Regions from separate parts of the Homo sapiens genome. Here regions 2 and 3 are each linked to region 1. A link is an interaction called in ENCODE POLR2A ChIA-PET data of the cell type or tissue named here. Cell type or tissue: CD4-positive, alpha-beta T cell. All regions are shown on one strand. Links, peaks and the distances in the headings refer to the core of each region. The heading gives the core; the rest is flanking DNA.

The links. Peaks named below come from ENCODE experiments on the same cell type or tissue, not always from the same donor. Only the 100,000 strongest peaks of a DNase experiment are listed, where the experiment ranks them.
Region 2: POLR2A ChIA-PET joins it to region 1 with 13 read pairs; 10 of 35 experiments call an interaction of 5 or more read pairs at or near these places.
Region 3: POLR2A ChIA-PET joins it to region 1 with 21 read pairs; 14 of 35 experiments call an interaction of 5 or more read pairs at or near these places.

What each region holds. Positions count from the first base shown.
Region 1 is chr19:16,369,410-16,375,042 of GRCh38, forward strand. The region is part of intron 22 of EPS15L1 (epidermal growth factor receptor pathway substrate 15 like 1); the gene reads right to left. Among named protein-coding and RNA genes, the nearest start is that of KLF2, 47 kb to the left of the region's middle. RefSeq lists enhancers at 2,314-2,483, 2,624-2,693. In CD4-positive, alpha-beta T cell, for the core only: no CTCF peak of the experiment used is centred there; DNase peaks (open chromatin) are centred at 482, 1,342, 2,302 and 3,022; H3K4me3 peaks cover 3,403 bases; H3K27ac peaks cover 4,963 bases.
Region 2 is chr19:16,280,703-16,286,335 of GRCh38, forward strand. It overlaps KLF2-DT (KLF2 divergent transcript), which reads right to left. Exons shown (of 2, transcript NR_186323.1): 2 at 2,657-3,019. Among named protein-coding and RNA genes, the nearest start is that of KLF2-DT, 41 kb to the right of the region's middle. In CD4-positive, alpha-beta T cell, for the core only: no CTCF peak of the experiment used is centred there; DNase peaks (open chromatin) are centred at 3,289 and 5,319; H3K4me3 peaks cover 1,001 bases; H3K27ac peaks cover 1,059 bases.
Region 3 is chr19:16,263,461-16,269,093 of GRCh38, forward strand. No RefSeq gene overlaps it. Among named protein-coding and RNA genes, the nearest start is that of KLF2-DT, 58 kb to the right of the region's middle. In CD4-positive, alpha-beta T cell, for the core only: no CTCF peak of the experiment used is centred there; a DNase peak (open chromatin) is centred at 3,301; H3K4me3 peaks cover 306 bases; H3K27ac peaks cover 594 bases.

The DNA.
Region 1 (5,633 bases), core at 182-5,181:
TACTACGAGCCACTGCTGGCCGCTGTGTTTTCCTGCCCTGTGAGGTGTGTGAGGTGGGCAGGGGGCTGTTGAACCCAATGGCTGTGGCCTCATCTTGCCATTAAAAGAAGAAAGTGGGGAAAAGGTGCTGTGCCTTGGGGTCCTCAAAAGGCAAATATCATTTGAAGTGAGAAATAACAATTTTCTAGAGGTCACCACAAAAGGCTCCCATGACATTTACATAAAACCTGCCAGGCAAGGGCTGCACCAGCCCTGGAAGAAAAAAAAGTGTGTGTGTGTGTGTGTGTGTGTGTGTGTGTAGGGTGGGGTATGTGATTTGGAAATGAATTTACAAATCACAAGCCAGTCTTCATGACAAAAATAATACAGACTGGCAGGTGTCACAATTCTGGCTTCTTTGAAAATTCGCATTTGTTCTCTGGCGGGCACCTTTGACATACCCTGCGTGAACACCCCTGGGTGTCAGCCCCATCCTCTGGGGGGATTTCCAGGGAGAGATGCTATCTATGCATGAGCCAGGCACGGGGAGCCCTGACAGGGCAAGGGGGCCCAGCTTTGTTCCTCCCTACGGAGTGTGCCAATGTCGCAGACGCCACCTCTGCAAAGGGTAGGAAGGCGCCTTGCCCACATGTAACAAGATCCCTGAGAACGCCGTGCAGCGAGTCTGAAAGCTGGTTAGGGGTCGTGCATGAAAGGACCCAAAAGAGCCCCTGGGAGGGGAGCAAGTGAGGCGCAGAGCCCACCAGGAGCTCCCATGGTGGGGGACACTTTTGCTCTCTTTATGGCCAGATTCCCCATTGCCCGAGTGCATGTGATATTTTGCAGTTAGCAGTGGCAGGCAAGGGGCGCGCTGACTCAGGGCTTTGAATAGGAGAGATGAAAGATGAGGGGCCATGTTCACCCCGCCAGAAAAGCAGGGAGGCGGTGCCCAGAGCTGCACCCAGAGCCCCCTTCTGAGGCGTCTGCCCCAGCCCTCACCTCCCTCAGGTGCCAAGCAAGGGGTTGAGGTGTCCTGGAGGCAGGTACACCCGATGTCCCCAGGGCGATGGCTCCCGTCTGTTCACACCTATACTCAGATGCTGGGGTGGGAGCCCAGCCACTCTAGGCCTGCACCCCACCCTGCAGCCCCCCAGGCCTCAGCATTTGCACCCCACTGAACACCAGATGATAATCGAGTCACACGACACTCCCTGGATCCGCCTCTGGGTACAGTGTGCCCAGGAAGGCAAATGCTTCTATTTTCAAACTCAGTGGTCTTTACAGAACAGAAAGTGCTCCAAACGGCAATCTGCCTGCAGTCAGTTTAAACATACAAGGCTGACATTCCTCCCTCTCAGAGTGGGACCGTTCCTTGGCACCGTCAGCAGGTCCCACCCAGCCCTAAGACAGACCTTCCAGAGGGCTCAGACGGAAGCTCTGAAGCTTCCTTGAACACAGCAGTGCTGGGGGATGGGGGGCGTGGGCAGGAAAGAGGGACTCCACCTGGTTGGCCGTTTTAGGCTCCTTGGGACCCCCTCCCCATCCTGGCTGGCAGGCAAGTGCCAGAATTTTCCAGGCCCCTTGAGATGGTGGAACCACTTGTCCCATTGTAGAATTTCACATGTACCCACCGGATTATCTCTCTGAGATCATCGTGGGAACGAAATTGAAGTAGTTAAGTTCAAGGCTGAGGTGCTAACCGCAGGGTTCAAATGGAGATGCCATTTTTAAAGTGGATCTTGTGCAATCAACAAAAGGTTTTGGGACCCACATGGGCACATGATGGGGAGAGGTCACTGAGCCCTGGTTTCGATGTTGGCCTGGCATTTCAGAGAAGTGGGAGAGCTGGCAGCACTTAGGACCTCAGGGCTTCCTCGGTGGCTGCATCCTGTGTGGCACCCCCGGCAGGGAGGTCAAGAACTCACGGCCACCCTGGGTGGATGCCACACACAGGTACGGGAGGGGCTTGTTTGCAAGGGGAAGAATGACTTTTGTCTTCTTCTTTTGTTGAGAGAGCTGCTCAAATCAAACAGGACAGCCGCTGGTTAAACTTAGGTAAAAGCTGTTCGTTAGTGCAACTGTGGGGAGGGGGCGAAAAGACATGCTCATCACCATCACCTATGCGGCTTTGTTTAGGAGGTGAAAAGGTCATTAGCAGTAATAAAATAATCATTAAATTGGGGAGAGGTTAAAGGTGACTGGCTGGTTAGCGGTAGAACTGCGCTGGCTGGTGTCACCGGGCGCTGCAGGCAGGAACCGCAACGCAGGGCCGCGCTGGCAGGAAGTGGCAAGGGTGGGGCCGGTCGCAGGATCCCACTATCGCAGCAGGGCTGAGGCCCAATCACTGACACCCACACAGCCGTTTCCTGCACTTAAAAAAAAAATCTGTTTCTCTCTTTGCAAATCAACAACTTTTACCTAGAAACTCTTCAGCGGTGAGCTCTGACTGATCTTGATCTCCGGTCCGTTGCAGAAAATATACCATTGTTTACCTGGGGGAGGTGTGTGCCACGGCTAACTTTAACCTAACTCTAACTGACAGGTTTCGGCAGCCTGCCGGGTCTGTGCTGCATCTGCCTGAAAGAAACCAGTTTCTTCTGCCCAAAACAGACACCTGCTGGTTATTTAATACCTTGATACACCTTTCTTGAAAAGACCTCCAGGCAAGAAGAACTTAGTGCCCACACCAAAGCTCCATGCATGCCCCAGGAGATGGCCCTTGGTGGTCCCCAGAGTGCACTTTCTGGCTTAGATGGAGACAGAACTGAGTATGTGGCCTTGAGGGCAGATGGCCAACTGTGGGCTACTCAGCTGTACGCTGTGACCGGAACTCTCCCTCGAGGAACCTCTGCAGGTTCCCAGGTGGAGGGGTCCACCTGTGACTGTCCAGGTCAACACCTGTCTGCCCGTGCACCCACACTGCATGCCAGCCACACCAAATGTCAATTTCACCTCAATTGACCTTTAAACAAAATAAGACAAGCAGCTCCCACGGAATTTGAAAACTGCAGCCTCTAGAACACAAGAGATGGCACCAAAGCCACACGTGACTCAGACCCAAACTCACATTTGGTCCTGTATGAGCGATGACCCACAGAGGACGCTGGAGCCCTCTTTGAAGTTCAACTCCCTGCACGCTTTTTTTAACGGAAAAGATTTCCACTAAACTGTGACCTCACAGGGAGAAAAGGGCCCAATTAATGACTCCCAGAATGTGTGCAGCCACCTCAGCTGCCCAGCCTGTCTTTCCTGGAAAAGGTGCCCATATGGCAGAAGCCTGCGTCCCGGTCCCTGTGCCGCAGGGTGGGGATGGGGGCTACAGACCACATACAGCACGTCACCGTGCAAGGCGCTTCACCCACACACCCACCTGCTAGGCCTGAGTGGGTCCCATGGTCAGGCAGGAAAACTGAGGCTCAGGGAGGTTAAGTGACCCACCCGGGGCCTCCCTTTCCTCCAATGTCCAGAAACCAGCCTGATCAAGCAGTCCCCTGGATTCTAGCAGAATTGGCTGCCCAGAGGACAGAAGGAAGCGGCCTCAGTTCTCCTGTCCTGGCCTCACACATCAGCCATTTCCTGGCACAGAGGCCTAGCAGGGTTCTAGAAACCTCTGGGTGCCCTGGGATGGACAAACCCTGGATGGGAGCATGGGACATCAGACATGTTCCATGTGCCAGGCGGAGAGATGACAGAAAAGCTTGTTCCTTCATTGTGATTTCCATGAGTGCAGGTGTCAACGCTGTGTGCATGTTTAAGACTGCCCACTGGACAGCCTATGGGTCCTTCAGACTTTTTGTCAGTCTGTCTATCTCCACCAGCTCAAGGCTCGACCGCCAGGCTCACAGGGGGTCGCATTTCACCTTCCTCCTCACTCAGCCACGCTGGGACCCACGCATCTCGCGCAAAGCCCCAGCATCTGGGAAGCCCTGGGGTGGCCAGGGGAAGGCGGCCGTCACTGTGTGCTGGCCGTGTGGTCTCCCTGAGCAGAAAAAGCCTGGGGTAGCAAGAAAGGCAGAAAGGCTTTTTTTGGTTTGTTTGTTTGTTTTAAGAAAACATAAAGTCCAGCAGTTTGAAAACGTTGGACTTTATGCTTAAAAAAAAAAAAAAAAATTCACAGATTAGCTTCACTATCTTCTGTCTTAAAGAAGCCAAGAAAACAAGAGATCTGCCTTGTGTCTTCCTGGCGAACTTTCTGAGCACGACTTCACCCGACACTCATCTGCTGACCGCTCTTGCCCATAACCAGAGGCCTCCTGGGCTGCACGTGGGTCTGTGCCGTGTGGCCAGGAACCGGGAAGGGAATTGTACAGAGCCCGGCTCTGATTCCCTTGACCAGAGAGCAAGGGTAGGGCAAGCATCTTCCTTTGCAATTCCCCAAAGAGCCAAACACTTCTCCCCAACATGTGACTCACCAAAGGTCAACCACTGGGTCAACTCAGTGTTTGGACTGTTAGAGGTTAGTACGGAATCACAGCACAAATAATGCTGCAAGCTCAAACGGCAACCACCACACGGTCTGTACCTACCACCCAGCAGCGAGTACAATGCAGAATTTTTCTGTTCAGCCATTGCTTCTGGGTAAAAGAATCAAATGAGAAATATTTAGGCCTCCACACAGATCTGCAGTTGCTCCGGACTTAAAATGCTGCGCGTGCATTGGCTGTTTTAGAGAATGTTCTGAAGCTCATGGCTTGGTTCTCGTTACTCCTGTCTTGGGGCAGGAGGCAGGTCACTGGGTGTAGACCTGGCCCTGCTGCCACCTTGCTGTGTGACCTTGGGGAGCCCCCATGACCTCCCTCCCCGCCTTTCCTCTTCCAGGAAATGGGCATGGCCTGGCCTGTCTCCCTCACGGGTCTTGCTGGGACCTAGTGAGATAAGAACTGTTCAAGCACTTCCTAAGGGCCCATCAATGTTAATATATTTCTGCAGAGCACCGAGTGGCACAGCAACCATCAACCACAGCAGAACAAAGATGCAGTGGCCTGTGCCACGAGTAAAGGAGCCCAGGACCCCCTGGGTCTCAAATTGTGCAACAGCTCCCTAAAAAGCCTGAACCCTGAAGCCAGGCCCAAGGAAGTCACCCAAACTCCCGTTATCAAACGTTCTACTTTTAACAAGCATTCTTTTCTGCTTTCGAAGCCCACAGTACACTAACAGCAGAAGCCAAGGTGGGGTGGGTAGGCTTGCAGAGGGAGACACGATGGGAGGTGATAACTGAGGGAAAGTTCAAAAGCAGACCCAGCGCCGGGTTTAGGTACGTGGGGAGGCGGGGGTGGCGGTTTCCATGAAACACTGAAAATGAAGCTTTGCACCTGTGAGCTGTTGAGTGGGATGGCTCCTCCTCAGGGCCCAGCAAATACGGCACTGCTCGGCAAGTGTGTGCACCCATATGAGAATACGTGCACATGTGTGTAAATGTGTGTACACGTATGTAAGCACAGAGTGTGCATGCCCGGGTGTGTATGAGCACACACGCACGCATATGTGTGTGCACGTTTGCATGCATGCATTATGCAATATCTGTGTAATGCTCACCTGTATTCATGTATATGTTCACATGTGAATATGTGCATGTCTCAATGAATGCATGCACATATATAAGCATGGAGGGTGTGCATGCCCAGCTGTTATCTATGAGAGCATGTGTGTGTGCA
Region 2 (5,633 bases), core at 472-5,471, 88 kb before region 1:
TGGTGGCGCATGCCTGTAATCCCAGCTACTCTGGAGGCTGAGGCAAGAGAATGGCTTGAACCGGGGAGACGGAGGTTGCAGTAAGCTGAGATTGCACTATTGCACTCCAGCCTGGGCAACAAGAGCAAAACTCCGTCTCAAAAAATAAAATTATTAATATTAATTAAATTAATTAATTTATTAAATATTAAGCTGCTTTTATAAAAACAAGGTGAGTACTGCCCTGGTTCTCACAATGTCTGGGATATTTTTGGTTGTCATGGATGGGTGCAGTGGGGAGGGAGGCATGTATCCCTACTGACATGTGGCTCAGAAATCTTGAACTAAGAGAAGCATCTTCCAAGGGTGGCCTCTCTGCAGTTGTGACATCTGAGCTGGGATCTGAACGTGCCACCCCGAGTAAAGTTTGCAGGCCCAGCGTGGGGGTTCAGTGGACACACACATGTGAGTCCAGAAAGACCCAGTGGGTCTGAGGAACAGTGACAATAGGCCCCTGGGCTGGGGCCGAGGGAAAGGAGTGACAGAAGGTGATGTCCCAGAGGCCATATCCTGAGGCCTCTCCCTCGATCCCGTGATGTTTCAGAAGGTCCCTCTGGCTGACGGGTGGAGAATGAGCTGTTGGGCCAGGGGAGAAAGTAGATGGCTCGGGTTGATTCCCCGGGCAAGATGAAGGTGGCTCGGCAGAGTTGGAGGGGGCTGGTGAAACGAGGAGGAATTGCAGGCTGGGCAAAGTGTTCCTGCAAAGAGCGGGCTTTGCAAGCCATAAGGTCTGTGTTGCAACCACTGAACTCTGCCTTTGTGTCCCCAAAGCAGCCTTAAGATGAGATGTGACAAATGGGCACAGGCATGTGCCATTAACTTTATTTATGGACACCAAAATTTGAATTTCCTAGAGCTTTCACATGTCACAAAATATTTTTCTTTTAATATTCTCCCAAATTTTATAAAATGTAAAAAGGCCAGCCCAGGCAACATAGGGAGACCCCATCTCTATGAAAAGAAAAAGAATTAGGCAGTCATGGTGGTGCACACCTGTGGTCCCAGCTACTCGGGAGGCTGAGGCAGGAGGGTGGCTTGGGCCCAGGAGGTTGAGGCTGTAGTGAACTATGATTGTGCCACTGCACTCCAGCCTAGATGACAAAGAGAGACGCCATCTATTTTTTTAAATGGTTAAAATGGTCAATTTTCTGTTATGTGTATACATATATATATGTGTGTGTGTGTTTGTGTGTGTATCTGTGTATATATGTGTGTGTGTATGTGTGTGTGTATGTGTGTGTGTGTGTGTGTATGTGTGTGTGTGTATATATATACTTTTTTTTTTGAGTCTGAGTCTTTGTCACCCAGGCTGGAGTGCAGTGGCGCAATCTCAGCTCACTGCAACTCTGCCTCCCGGCTTCAAGTGATACTACTGCCTCAACCTCCCGAGTAGCTGGGATTACAGACACCTGCCACCACACCCAGCTAATTTTTGTATTTTTAGTAGAAACAGAGTTTCATCGTGTTGTCCAGGCTGGTCTTGAACTCCTGGCCTCAAATGATCCGCTCGTCTCAGCCTCCCAAAGTGCTGGAATTGCAGGTGTGAGCCACTGTGCCCTGTCTGTTATGTATATTTTATCACAGTTTTAAAAGATAAATAAAACATTCCGAGCTTGAAAGCCGAAACACAGGTGGTGGGCTAGATGGGACCTTGGGGTCATCATCTGCTAATCACAGAGCAACCCAAACAGGTTGGCACTTGGACCAAAAGTGTGTGAGACCCAGACCGAGGGCCGGGTGGAACCCAGAATCACAGGGGATTTGCTAATAAGGCAAATCTGGGTGAGGACGCACCTGCTCCAGGAAGGGAGGTGGGGTTGCTCTAGCGACGATGAGCCTGGGGTCTAGGTGGCAGCAGCAGGCCAAGTGCCAGGCGCCCCAGGGATGGGGAAGGATTGATTGAATAAATGTTTAAAGGAACGAATGAGTGGATGCACAGGTGGATGGGGAGGGGTTGTGCTGTAACCACCATGAAACAAACTCCACACTTTGATGAGCCACGTGGAGAGGGAGTGGGCAGAAAGAAGAAACTGGAAGTTGGGCCGGGTGCGGTGGCTTATGCCTGTAATCCCAGCACTTTGGGAGGCCGAGGCAGGTGGATCACCTGAGGTCAGGAGTTCCAGATCAGCCTGGCCAACATGGTGAAACCCTGTCTGTACTAAAAATAGGAAAATTAGTTGGGCATGGTGGCACATGGTGCAGGGCTGAGGCAGGAGGATCGCTTGAACCCCAGAGGTCAAGGCTGCAGTGAGCCGAGATCGTGCCATTGCACTGCAGCCTAGGCAAGAAGAGTGAAACTCTGTCTCAAAAAAAAAAAAAAAGAAAGAAAAGAAAAAAGAAATTAAAAAAAAAAAGAAAATATTACCTAGAGTAAAAGAAACCAGACATAAAAGGCCACATATTGTACAATCCTATCTATGTGAGATGCCCACAGAGGCAAATCCATAGGGCCAGAAAACAGATTGGTGTTTGCCAGGGACTGGGGGTGGAGAAATGGGAAGTGACTGGTAATGGGGACAGGGTATCCCTTTAAGGTGATGAAAATATTCTGGAACTAAGTAGAGGTGGCGGTTGCACAACACTGCATGTATAAAATGCCACTACTTTAAAAATGGTTAATTTCATGTGAATTGCACTTTAATAAAAATAAACAAGTATTTAAAAATCCACCAATGCAAACACTTCTCTGTTCCTCTGTGGTGGAGGAAGGGACACGCGCTTTTTTTTCCGACCTTAGGAAGGAACAAGGGAGCCGGGGTCCCCTCCCAGCCTGGGAGCCCTGGGCACAGTCCCGGCTCATTTGTCAGAGCTATCGGAGCCGTCCTCGGGCTGGTGGGAGTTCAGGGCTCTGAAAGGTTTTCTGTCAAGGCTTGAAAGGGGGCCAGGTTTTTTTCCCCCCGGAGCCGCGCAGTCTCGGGGCTGTTGTTCTCAGCAATCGCAGGGCCTCGTGTTAGCAGGAAGCACAGCCAAGTAGGGTTTCCTGCGTGTTGGAGAGAGGAAGCTCCGTAATGTTCTGGGAGGCGATGGTTAAAAATAACTCCGGTATATAAAGACAGCGGAGGGTCCCCTTGTTCGCTCACTCGGGCGCCGGCCGGCTGGACGCAGGGCCGAGCAGGTGGTTTGGGGCCTCGGGAAGGCCAAACCCCCGCCTCTGGGCCCCTGGCTGGGGAAGACACCAGCCAAGTTCAGAGCCCCAAGTCGGCCTCACTTCCACAACTCAGCGTCAGGGACACCGTGGGCGTTTCTGTTTCAAAACGCTTTTCTCCAGCAAAGAACGTAACCTCAAGCTGCTGTCAGGGTAGAGGAATCCCTGCCCCCCGCCGCCACCCAGATAGGTTGGGCCGTGATTTTGGCTGTGCCTGGCAGTGACGATGTAGCGCACCCAGGCTGGGGGGCGCTGGCAGCCAGGGTTCAAATCCCGGCTCTGCCACCTAACGCTGGGACTCAGTTTCTCCATCTGTAGAATGGAACTAACAATAGCTCCTATGCTGTTGTAAGCACTAAACACAGAAGTTAAGCTTTGGGAGTTAGGAGGGTGTGACCTGGGAAATGGATGTCTGCCCTTTCATAAGCAGATTTTGTTTTGTTTTGTTTTGTTTTGTTTTGAGACAGGGTCTCACTCTGTCACCCAGGCTGGAGTGCAGTGGCAAGATCACGGCTCTCTGCAGCCTCAACCTCCCAGGCTCAAGTGATCCTCCCTCCTCAGCCTCCCAAGTATCTGGGACCACAGATGCACGCCACCACGCCTGGCTAGTTTTCTTTTGAATTTCAGTTAAGACAAGGTATCACTATATTGCCCTGGCTGGTCTCGAACTCCTGGGCTCAAGAGATCCCCCCATCTCGGCCTCCCAAAGTCCTGGGATTACAGACATGAGCCACTGCGCCTGGCCACAAGCAGATTTTTAGAGTTGTCATTGCCATCGGAACAGCTGCCCAGACAGCAAGAAGAGCAAAAGCCTGTGTCTGGGGTCAATGCCAGGGTTTGAGGCTTCCAAGCCTAGGTGACCCCACAACAGATTCAACACATACAAAAAGGATCACAAGGACATGTTATAAACATCTCGATGCCAAAATATTCAGTGACAGGGATGAAATGGACACATTCCTTGAAAGACACAAATTACCAAAGCTTACTTAAGAACAAATAGATCGGCCGGGCGCGATGGCTCGTGCTGTAATCCCAGCACTTTGGGAGGCCGAGGCAGGCGGATCACCTGAGGTCAGGAGTTTGAGACCAGGCTGGCCAACATGGTGAAACCCCGTCTTTACTAAACAACAAAAATTAGCTGGCCATGGTGGCGGCCACTGTAATCCCAGCTACTCAGGAGGCTGCGGCAGGAGAATTGCTTGAACCCCGGAGGTGGAGGTTGCAGTGAGCTGAGATCGTGCCATTGTACTCCAGCCTGGACAACAGAGTGAGACTCTGTCTCAAAAAAACAGAAAAGAAAGAAGAAGAAAGAGAAGGGGAAGGGGAAGAAGAGGAGGAATAAGAGGAAGAAGAAAGAGAAGGGGAAGGGGAGGAAGAGGAGGAATAAGAGGAAGAAGAAAGTAGAAAGAAGAAGAGGAGGAGGAAGAAGGAGGAGGAGGAGGAGGAAGAAGGAGGAGAAGGAGGAGGAGGAGAAATAGATCACCCGAATATCCCTGTGTCTATGGGATAAATCAACATTGTTGTAAAAAGAACTTCCTACAGGCCAGGCATTGTGGTGGGTGCCTGTAATCCCAGCACTTTGAGAGCCCAAGGCAGGAGGATCACATGAGGCCAGGAGTTCAAGACTAGCCTAGGCAACATAGCAAGATCCCATCTCTACAAAAAATATAAAAATTAGCTGGGCTTGGTGGCTTGTGCCTATAATCTCAGCACTTTGGGAGACTGAGGTAGGAGACTCACTTAACCTCGGGAGTTTGAGACCAGCCTGGGCAACACAGTGAGACCCCATCTCTACAAAAACATTTTAAAATTAGCCAGACATGGTGGGTTTCAATGGTGGCTTTCACTTCATAGGGGGCTTTTGTTCCAAAGTCGCAGGAGGTGGAATTCCATCAACCAGTCCCAGCTACTTGGGAGGCTGAGGTGGGAGGATTACTTGAGCCTAGGAGGTCAAGGCTGCAGTGAGCTATGATTGTGCCACTGCACTCCAGCCTGGGCGACAGAGTGAAACCCTGTCTCTAAACAAACAAAAGCCTTTCTACAAAGAAAACTCCAGGTCTGGATGGCGTCCCTGGTAAATTTCCCCTAAACATCTAAGGAAGAGAGAGCATCACTTTGATAGGTTGGTGCAAACGTAATTGCGGTTTTTGCCATGACTTTTAAGCAATTACGTTTGCACCAACCTTACACAAGGGCTTTCACCAAACTGAACAGGAAAGAAAGCTTCCCGACTGGCTTTATACCAGGGGCTGCTCCAGGCATGCTGGGGACTGTCCTAGGTGCCGATGGCTGGCTTCCTGCTGTTCACAGGGGCGCTGGGGCTCCCTGCCCCCCAAAACAAGATCCTGTTCCCTTCCAGGGAGGCGTGTTCTTCTGCCGTTAGGGCAGAGCCCCGGTGGGGCTCAGGGAAATGAAAGACATATTTGCTCTCCAGAAATCTGAGCCC
Region 3 (5,633 bases), core at 249-5,248, 110 kb before region 1:
GTGCTGGGTTCTCTCCCCCACCTCCAGCTCTTTCTAAGAAGCCAATGGTGATAACATTCCCCCAAAACAGGAACCAGCGAGGGGCACCCTGTGTTGCAGAAACCTCCCGCAGAAGCTGCCCACCCAGCCCCCGACCCCACGGCCGGCTTCAGGGCCCGCTGGGCACAGCCTGGAAAGATTTTTATGTAAAAGTGGTCGATGCAAATCCAGAAACCTGGGGACCATGAAAAGATCCACTTCCCCTTTAACCCACTCTGGCCTGAGTTGCTGCCACCTGGGCACGGCTGCTGGACATAGGCCTCCCTGACCCCCGCTCCCGTTTGCCAAGCCGGCTTCCAGCACCCACAGCGCTTAGGACTTGCTCTGCGCACCGGAGGCCCCAAATCCTGGTTGCTGGGCTAGAGGAACAGGGAGCAGGAACGGCTCATGTAGACCCCCAAACCCCCTGCCCTGAAGCAGGAATGATCCCAGCAGCTAGATCTGACTTTTTTTTTTTTTTTTTAAGACGGAGTCTTGCTCTGTCGCCAGACTGGAGTGCAGTGGCATGATCTCGGCTCACTGCAACCTCCGCCTCCCAGGCTCAAGAGACTCTCCTGCCTCAGCCTTCCAAGTAGCTGGCATTATAGGTGCCCCCCCACTTCGCCCGGCTAATTTTTATATTTTTAGTAGGGATGGGATTTCACCACATTGGCCAGGCTGGTCTTGAACTCCTGGCCTCAAGTGATCTGCCTGCCTCAGACTCCCAAAGTGCTGGGATTACAGGTGTGAGCCACCGTGCCTGGCTGCTAGCTCTGACTTTTAAAAAAAAATTGAGATAAAATTCACACAACATAAATTCACCATTTTATTTTGATTTTTTTCAGACAGGATTTTACTCTGTCACCCAGGCTGGAGTGCAGCAGGTTCATCATGGCTCAGTACAGACTTGACCTCCTGTGCTCCAGTGATCCTCCCACCTCAGCCTCCCGAGTAGCTAGCTGGGACTACAGGCATGCACCACCACACCCAGCTAACTTTTACATTTTTTGTAGAGACGGGGTCACACTGTTGCCCAGGCTGGTCTTGAACTCCTGGGCTCAAGCGATCCTCCTGCCTCGGCTTCCCAAAGTGTTGGGAATACAGACGTGAGCCACTGCACCTGGGTTGAATTTTTAAATTTTTATTTTATTTATTTATTTATTTTGAGACGGAATTTCACTCTCCTTACCCAGGCTGGAGTGCAATGGTGTGATCTCGGCTCAGGGCAGCCTCTGCCTCCCAGGTTTAGGTGATTCTCCTGTCTTAGCCTCCTGAGTAGCTGGGATTACAGGCGCCTGCCACCACGCCCAGATAATTTTCTTATTTTTAGTAGAGATGGGGTTTCACCATGTTGGCCAGGCTGGTCTCGAACTCCTCACCTCAGGCAATGCACTATCTTTGGCCTCCCAAAGTGCTGGGATTACAGGCATGAGCCACCACGCCCGGCCAACTTTTTAAAAAATTGAAATAAAATTCACACAACACAAAATTCACCATTTGCTTTAAAGTATATGATTCAGTGGGTTTGGGGCACACTCATGAGGTTGTACAACCATCACCTATACCTAATTTCAGAACATTTTATCCCCTCAAAGGGAAACCCCGTCTCCAACTGAGTTGGCCACCTCAGAAGTGACTGAGAAGCAGTCACTTATCCCCCTCCCCAGAACCCTGACAACCACAAATCTGCTTTCTGTCTTTGGATTCGCCTGTTTTGGACAGCCATGAAGTGGGCAAAATAACATTGAGTGAAATCTTTGTGATGGAGAAAAATAGGTCATGACATGGTAGGTGGGACCCGGAGGGTCATTTTAGCCGAGAAGGTCAAGGAGGTTCTCTCTGAGGAGGTGACATTTAAGCTGAGACCAGCAGGAGATAAAGGAGTGGCTGAAGGGAACAGCATTTGCAGCAGAGGGAACAGACAGTGCCAAGACCCTGAGGCAGGACCATGCCTGGTGTGATCATGGAACTGTGGGGAGGCTGGTGTGTTGGGGAGGCTGGTGTGCAGGAGGAGATGGGGTCACAGGGTGGCCGGGGCCAGACCACAGAGCCTTGAGGGCCTCAGTGAGAGGTTTGTGTTTTGTCTTGTTTTGTTGTTTGTCTGTCTCTGAGATGGAGTCTGGCTCTGTCACCCAGGCTGGAGTGCAGTGGTGCAATCTCAGCTCACTGTAACCTCCACCTCCCGGGTTCAAGCAATTCTCCTGCCTCAGCCTCCTGAATAGCTGGGATTACAGGTGCGAGCCACCATGCCTGGCTAATTTTTGTATTTTTAGTAAAGATAAGGCTTCACCATGTTGGCCAGGCTAGTCTCGAACTCCCAGCCTCAAGTCATCCGCCCACCTCGTCCTCCCAAAGTGCTGGGATTACAGGTGTGAGCCACTGTGCCCGGCCAGGTTTGGGTTTTATTTCAAACCTGGGACAGGGCTCCGTTCTCCACCACTGCTCTAAAAATATTTATTGAAAGAAGAGGGACATACCACAGAGTCAGCCCTACCTTTGGTGCTTCAGGCCTTCAAATGGAGACCCCAGGGTGCAAGGAATTCAGGTCTTTGCAGACCTTCCTGTGGAAGATGGAACAGTGTGAAACTGCATGGAACAGCATGGATGCATTTGGGAACTGCGTGGAGGCTCTGTCTCCTGTAAGGCAGAACTGAGTTGGCCGCCCCAGGGACTGAGTCCCTGGCCACCTCCTGCCAGCCACAAAGACCGTGCTGCCCACGACGTGCTGTTGCTTCATGGTGACTTGACTGTGATACAAAGAGGCCACCAACCTGGACAGGGAAACCTGAGCTTTCTGCAAGCTCCCCAGTAACTCCAGGCCTGACAGGGGCTCACTTCAATACCCCCAGCCCCCGTCTATGAAATAAAGGGTGTTTAGGATCCATCTGGCAACGGACACCCACTCGCCCAGGCCAGACCTAGGGAGGGGCACAGGGACCAACGAGGCCTCAGTTTCCCTATCTGTGAAATGGACAGAAAAAGCCCCGCGGCGCATCATAACAACCCACCAGGTCTATTGTCCAGCCCTGGGGGCCCCCACATCCCTCTGAGCAGCTTTGGGGTCCCCAATTTCCTTCCCCCAAGCACACACGCACTGTCCTCTGCCCCTGACCGCAGCCGGGTCCTGATACTGTTTTGTTCTCACCCTGCTCTCCTGACCTGGTGCCACCAGTTTGGTGTCTTAAAAAACCACAACTTAGGGTGCTGTTATCTGCTATCAGTGGCGGGACGCGGTGGTTTCGGGGCCCCTCCGTGCACTTCTCAGAAGAGCCAGCCATGTCATCGCAGGGTGCTTGGCACAAAGCAGCTTGTTTATCAGGCCCCCTCATCGCGATCCCTGCTGATAAGGGCCTTCAAGGCGCCCGACAACTTGTTTACGGGCCTTGTTTTCAGAGATTCTCCATTTGATGTATCCCGGTCTTGCAGCCCAGGGGTCAGGGCATTGGGGAGGGGGGAAGCAGGGCTGGGTCGAGGGGCTTCTGGGAAGACTTCCTGGAGGAAGGGATGCTGGAAGGGAGCGAGGGAGGGTTAGTTGCAGAAGATGGGGTAGGCATTGCAGGTGGAAGAACCTGCATGGGCAGAGGTTTGGAGATAAGAACCTTGTGACAGGCTGGGGGCAGGGGCTCATGCCTATAATCCCAGCACTTTGGGAGGCTGAGGTGGGAGGATCGCTTGAGTCCAGAAGTTCAAGACCAGCCTGGCCAACATGGCGAAACCCCATCTCTACAAAGAAAAAAAAAAAATTAGCCAGGCAGGGTGCGTGCCTATAGTCTCAGCTACTTGGGAGGCTGAGGTGGGAGAATTGTTTGCACTTGACCTTGAGAGGTGGAGGTTACAGTGAGCCAGGATCACACCACTGCACTCCAGCCTGGGTGACAGAGCCAGACCCTGTCTCAAAAAAGTAAAAAAAAAAAAAAAAAAAAAAGAGCTTCTGGCAAAGTCAGGTTAATTAATGAGCTGGGGCTTATCTGAAGAGCAATAGGGATTTGGCAGGGTTTAAGCTGGGGAGTGGGGAGGTTAAGAGCCAGGGTGAAGTTTGAATCCTGGTTCTACTCCCAGCTTCAGTTTTCTCATCTGTGAAATGGGGATGGTGTGAGGATTCAGTGACACCATTCAGGAGGGGACGCTGGGGAGAAGCCACAAGCAGGTTGGATGGGAGGAGGAGGGCCTGGCAATGCCAGGGAATGCGTAGAGCCAGAAAGCTGATTAGTAGTTGCTTAAGGCTGGGGGCTGGGATGGGAACAGGATGGAGGTTGATAGCTAAAGGGGAAGGGGTTTCCTTTTGAGGTGATTAAAATGTTCTCAAACAGGCCGGGCACGGTGGCTCACACCTGTAATCCCAGCACTTTGGGAGGCCGAGGCAGGTGGATCACTTGAGGCCAGGAGTTCGAGACCAGCCTGGCCAACATGGCTAAACCATGTCTCTACTAAAATTACAAAAATTAGCTGGACATGGTGGCACATGCCTGTAATCCCAGCTACTTGGGAGGCTGAGGCAGGAGGATTGCTTGAACCTGGGAGGCAGAGGCTGCAGTGGGCCAAGATTGCACCAATGCACTCCAGCCTGGGCGACAGAGAGAGACACCATGCCAAAAATAAATAAATAAATAAATAATAAAATAAAATGTTCCCAAATGGAGTGGTGATGGTTGCAGAACTCTGTGAATACCCTAAAACCCATTGAATTGGAATCTTTGTTATTATTATTATTATTATTATTTTGAGACAGGGTCTCACTTTGTCACCCAGGCTGTAGTGCAGTGGTGCAATCTCAGTTCACCGCAGTCTCAACCTTCCAGGCTCAAGCAATCCTCCCACCTCAGCCTCCTGAGTAGCTGGGACTACAGGGGTGCACCACCATGTCTGGCTAATTTTCTTGCTTGCTTGCTTGCTTGCTTTTTTTTTTTTTTTTTTATAGAGATGGGGTCTCACTGTGTTGCCCAGGCTGGTCTTGAACTCCTGGCCTCAAGGGATCCTCCCGCCTCAACCTCCCAAAGTGCTGGGATTACAGGCATGAGCCACCACGCCCGGCTGAGCTGGACACTTTAAATGAGTGAATTGTGTGGTCGATGCATTATATCTCAACAAAACTGTTAAAAAACAAAACAGACAAAAGAAGATCAAGAAGGCCTTTTTCACTTTAGCACCGGGAAACCCAGGAGGCAGCTCTGAACCTCTGGATAGAAGGCATTTTGGGCAGCGGCTGAAGGAGGTAGGTACTGAGCTCCTTGTCACCTAAGCCATGACCAGGTGAGCTCCTGCTGGGAGCCGCAACCACCCAGCTGCTCCTCCGCTTCTCCCAGCAGGAAAGGTGCCAGGGGCTGCCCCTCAGATGTGGCAACAGGAGCTGGGCCCCCCACCCGCCCACACTGGGGTTTCTGCGCCTTTGCTACCTGTCTACCTGCTAAGCCACTTCCTCCGCCCACCCACCAGCCCGTCTGCCTGGCGCCTGGCTTCCCCGGCTCCCTCGTCCGCCTTGCCTGCATCCCCCTACCCACCTGGCTTCCTCGTGAGCTGCCCATGTAGGCAGGACTGGGAGAGGACCCTCCTCCAAAAGCCAGGATCGGAGCCCAGCTTAGCCATTGACTCTCTGGAGCTCCTTCAAGAAGTGAGCC